Regions from separate parts of the Homo sapiens genome. Here region 2 is linked to region 1. A link is an interaction called in ENCODE POLR2A ChIA-PET data of the cell type or tissue named here. Cell type or tissue: Panc1. All regions are shown on one strand. Each heading gives the region's core, and the rest is flanking DNA. Links, peaks and the distances in the headings are about the cores only. Region 1 overlaps RUNX1 (RUNX family transcription factor 1). Region 2 overlaps DOP1B (DOP1 leucine zipper like protein B).

Evidence for each region. ChIA-PET counts read pairs that join two places held together with the same protein. Peaks named below come from ENCODE experiments on the same cell type or tissue, not always from the same donor. Only the 100,000 strongest peaks of a DNase experiment are listed, where the experiment ranks them.
Region 2: POLR2A ChIA-PET joins it to region 1 with 5 read pairs; 2 of 35 experiments call an interaction of 5 or more read pairs at or near these places.

The regions. Positions count from the first base shown.
Region 1 is chr21:34,890,891-34,896,270 of GRCh38, forward strand. RUNX1 (RUNX family transcription factor 1) reads right to left here. Exons shown (of 9, transcript NM_001754.5): 3 at 2,035-2,073. Among named protein-coding and RNA genes, the nearest start is that of RUNX1-AS1, 57 kb to the left of the region's middle. In Panc1, for the core only: no CTCF peak of the experiment used is centred there; no DNase peak of the experiment used is centred there; H3K4me3 peaks cover 810 bases; H3K27me3 peaks cover 229 bases.
Region 2 is chr21:36,194,165-36,199,544 of GRCh38, forward strand. It overlaps DOP1B (DOP1 leucine zipper like protein B), which reads left to right. Exons shown (of 37, transcript NM_001320714.2): 3 at 4,906-5,087. Among named protein-coding and RNA genes, the nearest start is that of DOP1B, 40 kb to the left of the region's middle. In Panc1, for the core only: no CTCF peak of the experiment used is centred there; no DNase peak of the experiment used is centred there; H3K27ac peaks cover 2,049 bases.

The DNA of each region.
Region 1 (5,380 bases), core at 166-5,165:
CCAATGCATTTCCCCGAGATCCCACCCAGGGCTCCTGGGGCCACCCCCACGTGCATCCCCCGGAACCCCCGAGATGCGGGAGGGAGCACGAGGGTGTGGCGGCTCCAAAAGTAGGCTTTTGACTCCAGGGGAAATAGCAGACTCGGGTGATTTGCCCCTCGGAAAGGTCCAGGGAGGCTCCTCTGGGTCTCGGGCCGCTTGCCTAAAACCCTAAACCCCGCGACGGGGGCTGCGAGTCGGACTCGGGCTGCGGTCTCCCAGGAGGGAGTCAAGTTCCTTTATCGAGTAAGGAAAGTTGGTCCCAGCCTTGCATGCACCGAGTTTAGCCGTCAGAGGCAGCGTCGTGGGAGCTGCTCAGCTAGGAGTTTCAACCGATAAACCCCGAGTTTGAAGCCCGACAAAAAGCTGATAGCAATCACAGCTTTTGCTCCTTGACTCGATGGGATCGCGGGACATTTGGGTTTCCCCGGAGCGGCGCAGGCTGTTAACTGCGCAGCGCGGTGCCCTCTTGAAAAGAAGAAACAGACCAACCTCTGCCCTTCCTTACTGAGGATCTAAAATGAATGGAAAGAGGCAGGGGCTCCGGGGAAAGGGAACCCCTTAGTCGGCCGGGCATTTTACGGAGCCTGCACTTTCAAGGACAGCCACAGCGTGTACGAAGTGAGGAATTCCTTTCCACCAAGAGCGCTCATTTTAGCGACAATACAGAATTCCCCTTCCTTTGCCTAAGGGAGAAAGGAAAGGAAACATTACCAGGTTCATTCCCAGTGTTTCCCTGGAGTAATGCTAGAATTTACTTTTGTCATAATGCAAAATTAAAAAAAAAAAAAATACAACGAAGCGATACGTTGGGCGGATGCTACGTGACAGATTTTTCCAAATTTTGTTGCGGGGAGAGGGAGGGAGGAGAATTGAAAACGGCTCACAACAGGAATGAAATGTACATTTCTGCAGTGGATTTAAAAAGTACTGCTTGGTTAGTTGGAAGAAAAATAATTTCATTGGAAAACAGTAACAGTGCATTGACGTTTTTCTTCTACAACTTTAGGTAAAGAACTATAGGTGGTCTCAGAAGATAACTAAATCTTTTACCTTTTTGCTCTTTCAAAAGCCTCCCCAAAATATGCATAAAGATGGGATTAGAATCTCAACAATTCTCTTAAAATTACCCTTTGCGAGCAATATATTTCCAAAATCACATTTGTAAAAATGCAGTACGTCTAAAAGAATTATTTCTATTTTAAATGACCATTTACATTTTAAAAAATAGAATGTATCTTGCTATGGTTTGGAACCAAATAGCTGCAGTTTGTATTGATGTCACAGGGATGGAAAACAATTTTGATGAAGAGTAACATGTATGTACAAATCACCTGCCATACACACTATCCAGTTTTGAACATTGGAATTTAATTAAACATTTTTTTCTTCTGAAGTGGCTTTGAGATTACTTCACTTTTCAAATCTAATTACTATGAGAGGGGGGAGGAGAGCCCTTAGTTCTTCCATTACATCCTTCCTCCATCTGAATGTTTCTGTGGGATGCTATGGTTAATGTGTGATGATTTCACTTTCACTTCATAAACCCATTGTGTACCTCACAAGTAGCAAGCTGAGGACATTTTAAAATTAATCTTTTTAAAATTTAGGAATGCTTAGTAAACATTTTACTCTCATAAAAATCTTGCATTACCACTGCTATAACACAGGTAATAAGCTGGGCTGTGAGGGAAGCCAAGCTCTGTTTTGTTTTTAGAGAGTTGTATAGAGGCATTTAATAGCATCAGAATGCACCTATGGTAAACGCTGTAGAACTGAGGGTATCATTTAAGCTTTCATTGAAATATTTTATATGGTATAACATTTACAATATGGAGAACTGCTTTTAAGTATATTGGAATCAGCAGAAACAGCCTTAATTATTTGGTTAAATTATATCACAAGTTATACATAGAGATACATAGATATAAAATCATATACACATCTATGAAGGTGTGTACTTTATTTAAAAATATAACTTGGAATTTAACATACCGTGGACGTCTCTAGAAGGATTCATTCCAAGTATGCATTCTGAAATAACAGAAAGTAGGAAAATAAAAGTAATGCAAGTTTAAAAATTAACTTTCCCCCGACTTTTTTTTTTTTGCTAGCTCATTTCTTCTTACACTTTTTAGCACTGGAGATTTTTATAGCTTTGACACAAAAATGACTTGAAATAGTAAATCACCAAATAAGAAATAAACTGTTCCTTATGCACGTGGTTTTAGGTACCTTCAACCAATGTTCTCCTTCACTAGCTAATACTGAATATCTGTCATAGAATCACCTCTTTTAAGCTCCGTGTGTGATTAAAATGTGATTTATTTAATGAAGATTTAAAATATATTTGGAAGGTGTAGGAACATTAGAATTCAAGGGAAAATTAAAACCAAACCCTAACTTAACGCAAAAACATTTATGATCATTTACTTCCAATGATAGGACATTTTAGAAACATTTTCCCCTGCTTACTCTCCTTCCCTTCTCTCTGCTAGGCAGGTAAATTATTTACATCGAAACCTCTCACAAGTTCTAATAGATTATATCAATTATTATTAGAAATAATTGTTACATGATAATTCCCAAATATGGATCACTTACTGTATACATTTACAACTATAGGTAAACCCATTAAGCAAAGTCACATGAAGCTCTTTTTCTTTCCTTTGAATATCTACATATAATGTTGTGAATTTGAAATTACTCTATCAGCCTTGTATATTGATAACAGCACTGAGTCACAAAGAGGAAATACTGTTCTTTAAAGACAGGATTTGAGCATTTCAAATGCTGCAGACCTAAAGCTTTCAACTCCATGCCACAATATTTAGTATGCTGTTTTTTTTTTTTTAAAAAAAAACCTTTAAAATAAGAGGAGACAATTACTTCAGATTTCTAGATGCTGTTTAAATAGGCAGGAAAACAAGATTTGCAGCTTCTTTAGTCTTATATTTTTGCCAAAGTAAAAGGAACAACTAAAATAAGAGGTTCTGAAGGACTGCTCTATGATGAAATATTAAAGGAATTAAATATGTATAGTCTCAAAGGAGCATCCAAAAAAAAACGAGATTGTGGTTCACAAGTAGATAAAATGACTCCATGAAGACTTTTCTTTTTAAAGAGCAAGGCAGAGAACTAATCATTTGCACTAATTGTGAATGATAAGGTAAGAAATAATAAATGTATCCTGAAGTTACGTCAGCTCAGCTTTAATAGGTGTTGGGGCAGTGGGGTGGGGGTGTGGAATCCACAACGGTAAGACTGACCAGACAGCACACCCAGCGGAACCACGCACCCTGGAAATTATGTCTTGAGACCCAGAGAAGCTTTTCCATGTCTGAGTCTAAGAAATTGGAGTAGGAGAGCAAGAAAACACAAGTTCATCTACACACCTAATAGTTCAGCAATTCTGAGGAAAATGCCAGGATTTTTTAAACCCAAAAACAAGGGCAAAAATGAGTGGATTTTGAAAACTGTGATTGGTAACTATTAAAAACTTTCTTAGTTTGTTGTGTATCAGCAGCCTTGAGAACACAGCAAGTGTGGTTAAATTGGGGAGGGGGAAGGGGTAGGGGGTGAGCAACTGCTGCCCAGGTGAAGTAGCACCTGTGGAGGTTTGAAGTGATTTGCCCATGAAACTGTTAAAGATGCCAGAACCCAAACTGCAAGAGAGGGGAGGTTGCGTGTGTTTAAGACAGTGAACAATGAATCTGGTAGCCCATCCTCCAGTGTGCTAGCTTGCATGCTCTCTCTCTGTCTCTCTCTTCCCTACATCCCCCATTGAATGTAATTATATGCCAGGCAATGGGTGAAGTGCTTTTATATACTTTGCCTGATTTAATCCTCACAAGAACATCATTGCTACCCCCATTTTACAGATAAGGAACCTCACCCTTGGAGAGTTCAGGTAACTTGCCCAAATTCACATCACTCTTGACCTACATAGAAACACACACACACACACACACACACACACACACACACACACACACACACATATTCATATCTACATATAGGTCCACATGCATGGTAAGCTATGTTCCTTTTGGATCATGATTATTTTTGTGGCTATCCTTGGTAGAGTTCTAAAAAATTAACTCTGATCTCATCTTTCACTTTTATCCCCCCCGTCTCAGGGTCTAGATCAGAAAATATCTTGGAAATTCTTCACCATGCAAACCTCATATCATTAGGAGTCAGATTTTAATGTCATTTCTGTCATCCACAGAGTTTGAGGAGAAAGCCAAGGTCCATTTGGCTGAGAAGCTTTTATATTGATAATAATATAAAATGGCGTTTTAGTCTTTTCCCACCTCCACTAGTTTAAAAGGGCATCTTTAGGACTTTCCTAGATACAAGGTATTTGATTCACCTGCCTTCAGCATTCCTTGAATGCTTCCTCTGTCCCAGGCAAGGTGCTAGGCTCACTGATGACAAACACCAAACAGATGAGAGTAAAGAAGTGTCATGGCTGTTGGTGGACACATGTCCAGGGTCCCAGGAACTGGTGGGAGGGAATATAAGAGGAAGAGGGGCCAACAGCCCCTGGTGGGCTCAGGAAAGACTTCCTTCCTAGCAGAGGTGATTTTTGACTTGACTTTTGGAGGTTGGGTAGATTTTTAGGTGGTTCAAAGAGCTAGAGGAGGGGTTTAGGGAGGTGACGGTGGGGTGGGGAAATGGTGCTCTGGGCTGAATAAGCATCATGAATAAGGGCGTGAGTTTATGAAACACATCAGTGTGTCAGTTCCAGTACAGTTGGGGCATAGGTTTGAGACCAGGTTGGGGAGTGGGGGAGGGAGTGCAGCAGTTCAAAAATACATAGACGTAGATAGGTCATTGGAAGCACAAGCAACCTGAGGAAATGTGAACTTCAACATGCGGGAAAATTGATCTGTCAAAGCCAAACAGGGAAATAACAAAATTAATATATATATTAGAAAAATAAGTCTGTCAACAACAGCTCGGTGAGTTGGAGGGAGTAGAGATGAGGAGTGGGGAGCTATAGCAGTTGTCAGACAAGGGGTCATGAGGATCTGGATTAAGCAATGGAGATGGAAGAGGGGATTGAGGTGAGGGAGGGGGAGGAGTCTCCCCAGCATCTGTCCTTTAATAGTAGTAGAGAAGACCAGAAACAGCGGGTTTACAGAGAGACATCGTGATGTCTCTCTGAGCTTTGGATGCCCAGAACAGAATAGGAGGTGCTGGTGGGGAAAACAGGAATTCTGGGGAGAGGTTTCATGTAGAAATAATGAGCTGAACATCCTTAGAATATCTATTGTAGTTTCAGATTGTATCTAGGGTACAATCAAACTCTATGCTAGTTTCAGAGACTGTTTCC
Region 2 (5,380 bases), core at 293-5,292, 1.3 Mb after region 1:
CTTGTTAAGTGCGAGGCTCCATGTAGAGTGTATAAACACTCAATCTCTGTGTGACGACAGCTCCAAGGAGCAGTCCAGCAAGTTCTGTCTGGCCAAATCTAGACCTGGTTTTGATTAACTTTGTTCATGATCTCTAGATCACTCTGCTCTATGCTTGAACCTGTATGCTTGAGTCAAGCTTACCTCTCTGATGGGTGAAGAAAATGATATTTCACTGTTATATTAATTTTATTTTTCTTACCACAAAGGAAGGATATCTCTTCATTTTTCTAAGTCCTGTTGGTTCATTGCCTTTGCTTTTGCTGCATTTCTCTCTCTCTCTCTTTTTTTTTTTTTTTTTGAGACAGAGTCTCACTCTGTCACTCAGGCTGGAGTTCAGTGGCACAATCTCGACTCTCTCCAACCTCCACCTCCCAGGTTCCAGTGATTCTCCTGCCTCAGCCTCCTGAGTAGCTGGGACTGCAGGCGTGTGCCACCACGCCTGGCTAATTTTTGTATTTTTAGTAGAGACAGGGTTTCATCATGTTGGCCAGGCTGGTCTCAAACTCCTGACCTCAGGCGATCTGCCCATCTTGGCCTCCCAAAGTGCTGAGATTACAGGCGTGAGCCACTGCACCCAGCCTTCTTGCTGCATTTTTAAAGAAGACAACTGCAGCTTGTCTCTCTTGATAAGCAGTCTGAGTTTGCCTTTAGTGCACCTTTTCTTCAACAGAAATCAGTTGCCTGTCTCAGATGGGCCTTGCTCACATTATTCACATGGGCTGGGTACAGTGGCTGACACCTGTAATCCCAGCACTTTGGGAGGCCAGTGCAGGTGGATCAATTGAGCCCAGGGGTTCGAGGCCAGCCTGAGCAACATGGCAAAATCCCATCTCTACGAAAAAATACCAAAGATGCTGGGCATGATGGCTCATGCCTGTAATCCCAGCACTTTGGGAGGCCAAGGCAGGTAGATCACTTGTGGCCAGGAGTTCAAGACCATCCTGGCCAATGTGGCTCAACTTGTCTCTACTAAAAAATACAAAAATTAGCCAGGTGTGGTGGCACATGCCTGTAATCCCAGCTACTTGGGAGGCTGAGGTGGGAGAATCACTTGAACCTGGGAGGTGGAGGTTGCAGTGAGCTGAGATTGCACCACTGCACTCCAGCCTTGGTGACAGAACAAGACTCTGGCTCAAAAAAAAAAAAAAAAAAAAAATCCCCCCAAAACAAAAAAAAAATCAGCAGGGTGTGGTGGTGCACGCCTATAACCCTGGCTACTCAGGAGACTGAGGTGGGAGGATTGCTTAAGCCTGGGAGTTAGAGGTTGCAGTGAGTTGCAATCACACCACTGCATTCCAGTCTGGGTGACAGAGTGAGACCCTGTCTCAAAAAATCAAAACATGATAAACATGGTCAACATACAGTGAACAAGTTCATTCCACTTTTACTGGTTACAGCCTCAGTTCTGGGCTATGTGTCTTTTTCTATGTCTTTTTCACATTAAATGAAGTGAGGTAACACATGTAAATGAGAAAAAATAGCAATCAGTTCTATTAATTTGAAATGAGTGGTTGTGGTTCCTTGCAATTGCGTTCATATGAAAAGAGATCTATCAGTCAGGATAGGGAAAGTTATGCACAGTAACAAACAATCCTCAAATCATGGTGACTTTTACAACATGGTTTATTTCTGCCTTACTGGATCAGAAAGTAGTTTCTGCTTTCTGAAATTTCTCAGGGGCTTTATCTCAACCTGTGTTTCCATAATCTTAGAGGCAGGGAAAAGAGAAGTGATAAGCTATGAGTTGGCTTTGAAGATCTGTGCCAGAAGTGACTCCCATAATTCTATTCATCTTGTTGGCCCCAAGTATGTCACGTTGCCGTGCCTATACTCAAAAGAGCAGAAGAAAGGGATCCTGCTGTGTGCACAGACTGAGGGAACCTCTTAGGAATCCCAGATGCTCCCCATGGGAAGTACTTAACATCTTTTTTGTCCCAAATAGCAGAAGTCTTAGAGTATAATGAGCAAAAATGAGATTTGGTAGTGTTAAAAAGAGAAAACTCTGCCTTGACAAAAATAATGGTACAGGTCAAGACAGCTTTTAGCTCTCCTGCTCTTGAATCCATGGAGAAAGCTTGTTAGCCTGTGATCAGTAAGCCATGGGAGTCGTGGAAATGTTTTCTGCGGGCTGGCTGGGCATTGCTGGTGGTGAAGCTGGATGTTGGCTGCCTGACCGTTCTATGTGTTTGAAATTGCCCATGAGCAAATGTACTGTTTGCTATCCATTATCCACGTTCATTCCTTCTCTGCTGCTACCGTCAGTCTGTTTTCATCCTTTGTGACAGTGTGGAAGTTAAGTGGCCTCTCCTCTGTTCTTTTTTTTTTTTTCCTTTTTGGAACATAAGCACATTTTTTCACATTATTTTATTAGCATTCCCTTTGTTTTAAGGTATCACATTCTTCATAAATGATGTTTTAAGGGCTAGGCGCAGTGGCTCACACCCATAATCCCAGCATTTTGGGAGGCTGAGGCAGGAGGATTGCGTGAGCCCAGGAGTCTGAGACCAGTTGATCATTCTGAGCAATGTAGGGAGACCTTGTCTCTACAGAACAATCTTTTTAAATTAGCCAGGCTTGGTGGCATGCACCTGCAGTCCCAGCTATTCAGGAGGCCAAGGTGGGAGGATCACTGGAACCTGGAGGTTGAAGCTGCATGGAACCATGATCGCACACTTGCTCTCCAGCCTGTGTAACAGAGTGCAACCCTTTTTTGATGACCACTAGTTATATCTGATTTTTTTTTTTTTTTGAGATGAGATGGAGTCTCACCCTGTCGCCCAGGCTAGAGTGCAGTTGGCTCACTGCAACCTCTGCCTCCTGGGTTCAAGTGATTCTCCTGCCTTAGCCTCCTGAGTAGCTGGGATTATAGGCACGCGCCACCATGCCCGGCTAATTTTTTGTGTCTTTAGTAGAGACAGGGTTTCATCATGTTGGCCAGGTTGGTCTTGAACTCCTGACCTTGTGATCCACCCACCTCTGCCTCCCAAAGTGCCAGGATTATAGGTGTGAGCCACTGCACCTGGCCATATCTGATTTTTTTTAAAGATGTCATTTTATTGAATTTGAGAATTCACTTAGACCACAGATATCTGATGAAAAATATTCTTGTTTTCCTTGTCTTCCTTTCATGTCCTGCATAACCTGAGTGTGCTTTAGAGGTGGGATCGTAGTGTTTGCGTACAAGAGGAAAGTTGTCATGGCCCTGTGGTCATGAGGCTGAGGGCCCACGATTCTGATGTGGATGGAATGCAGCTGGCATTGCACATGTCTTAGATGCTCTTCCCAACTGCCCGCTTTGTTCTAGGCACTGTGCAGGGTGCTGGAGACAGCAGAGAAGAGTGAGATAGTCCCTGCCCTCGCACTGTAGAGGGAAGGCCTGTTCTGCCTCCCTGAGATGGGGGCACTGAGCTAAATCACACGTGAGGAAGAGTTAGCAAGGTGGCCGGAAGGGCATTTAGGCAAGGGGCAGTGAAAGGAAGGCTGGAGCCGTGCTTGGGAGACCTTTTAAGAAACGTGAACTTGGCCAGATGCAGTGGCTCACGGCTGTAATCCCAACAATTTGGGAGGCCGAGGCGGGTGGATCCCTTGAGGTCAGGAGTTCGAGACCAGTCTGGCCAACATGGTGAAACCCCATCTCTACTAAAAATACAAAAAATTAGCTGGATGTGGTGGCGTGTGCCTGTAATCCCAGCTACTCAGGAGGCTGAGGAAGGAGAATCGCTTGAACCCAGGAGGTACAGGAGGTGGAGGTTGCAGTGAGCCAAGATCATGCCATTGCACTCCGGCCTGGGCAACAGAGCAAGACTCCGTCTCAAAAAAAAAAAAAAAAGAAGCGTGAACTTTTACCCTGTAGGCCTTCAGTAAATATTTGTGTGAGCAAATGAACTACTTATGCAGATCATTCCCTGATAACATCAGACACTGTGTTATAAGATTAAGCCGGCCAGGCGCAGTGGATCACATCTGTAATTTTAGCACTTTGGGAGGCCGAGGCGGGTGGATCACAAGGTCAGGAGATTGAGACCATCCTGGCTAACGCGGTGAAACCCTTTCTCTACTAAAAATACAAAAAATTAGTCAGGCATGGTGGCGGGCACCTGTAGTCCCAGCTACTTGGGAGGCTGAGGCAGGAGAATCGCTTGAACCTGGGAGGCAGAGGTTGCAGTGAGCTGAGATTGCGCCACTGCATTCCAGCCTGGGTGACAGAGCAAGACTGCATCTCACAAAAAAAAAAAAGAAAAAAAAAGATTAAGCCATGAGGGGCCTCCCACGCACAAAGTTCTGCCCATGGTTACTCTGTGCCACGAAGGACAGCATCGATCTGTTCACACTCTCGACCTTGCTTCTCGGGTACAGCAAGCACTCTGGGATGCTTTCCCGCAGACGTGTCGTGTATCCTGCTTATGGAAGCCTAGCTTGGGACTACCATTGCTCCAGCCCAGTGGGGTGGTGCTGTTTTCCTCCTGGAGAACACGGGTTCCTCCCAGCACCATCTCCAACTGGTAGAAATGTCAGGCGTCACAGCCTGGAAGGCTTTAATCCCAATCCATATCTTCTGAGTGAGCCCCTACTCATGGCTTCCTGAGATGGAGAAGCACACGGCCCTCACCCATCACGGGCTCAGAGGTGTGACCGAGAAGCTGGCCACCTACTAAGAAAGTCCTTGTGCCTGCCTCATCTCCAGCGCTGCCAGAGCTGCTGTGGACTCTCGCCATGCAGTCCCTCTGCCCCTTTGTTGTGTATGTCTCTTTCTTACAGCCACACTGGGACATGGCTGCAGTCTCTCTGGCTTCAGCAGATCCACTCTCCATTGTAAATATCGCTGCCTTCTTCCTCATGTGTTTTTTTTGTCTTGTTTGACAGGCTCTTCAGAGTAACCTGAGGTACTCCTTGTTGCCAAGACGGCTCCTCATCAGCAAAAGATTAGCTCAGTGTTTGCACCCTGCCCTGCCCAGTGGTGTCCACTTAAAAGCTCTGGAAACCTACGAGATTATCTTTAAAATCGTGGGGACCAAATGGCTGGCCAAGGACTTGTTTCTGTACAGGTGCGATTGCTTCTCTGCTGTGTTCCTTTTTATTACCCAAGTAACCGGTATTTCAGCTCACAAGATGAGAAAATGACAAACAGGCAAAATAAGCGTAGGGCTGTGTGTGCAACAGTTTATCATAAAGCCATCACCAGGAGACGTCACTGGGCGCCTTCTGGAGTCTATCCGTCCTAACTTTGCTTTCTTTCTTTTTTTTTTTAAATTTAAGTTCTAGGGTACATATGCACAACGTGCAGGTTTGTCACACATGTATACATGTGCCATGTTGGTGTGCTGCACCCATTAACTCG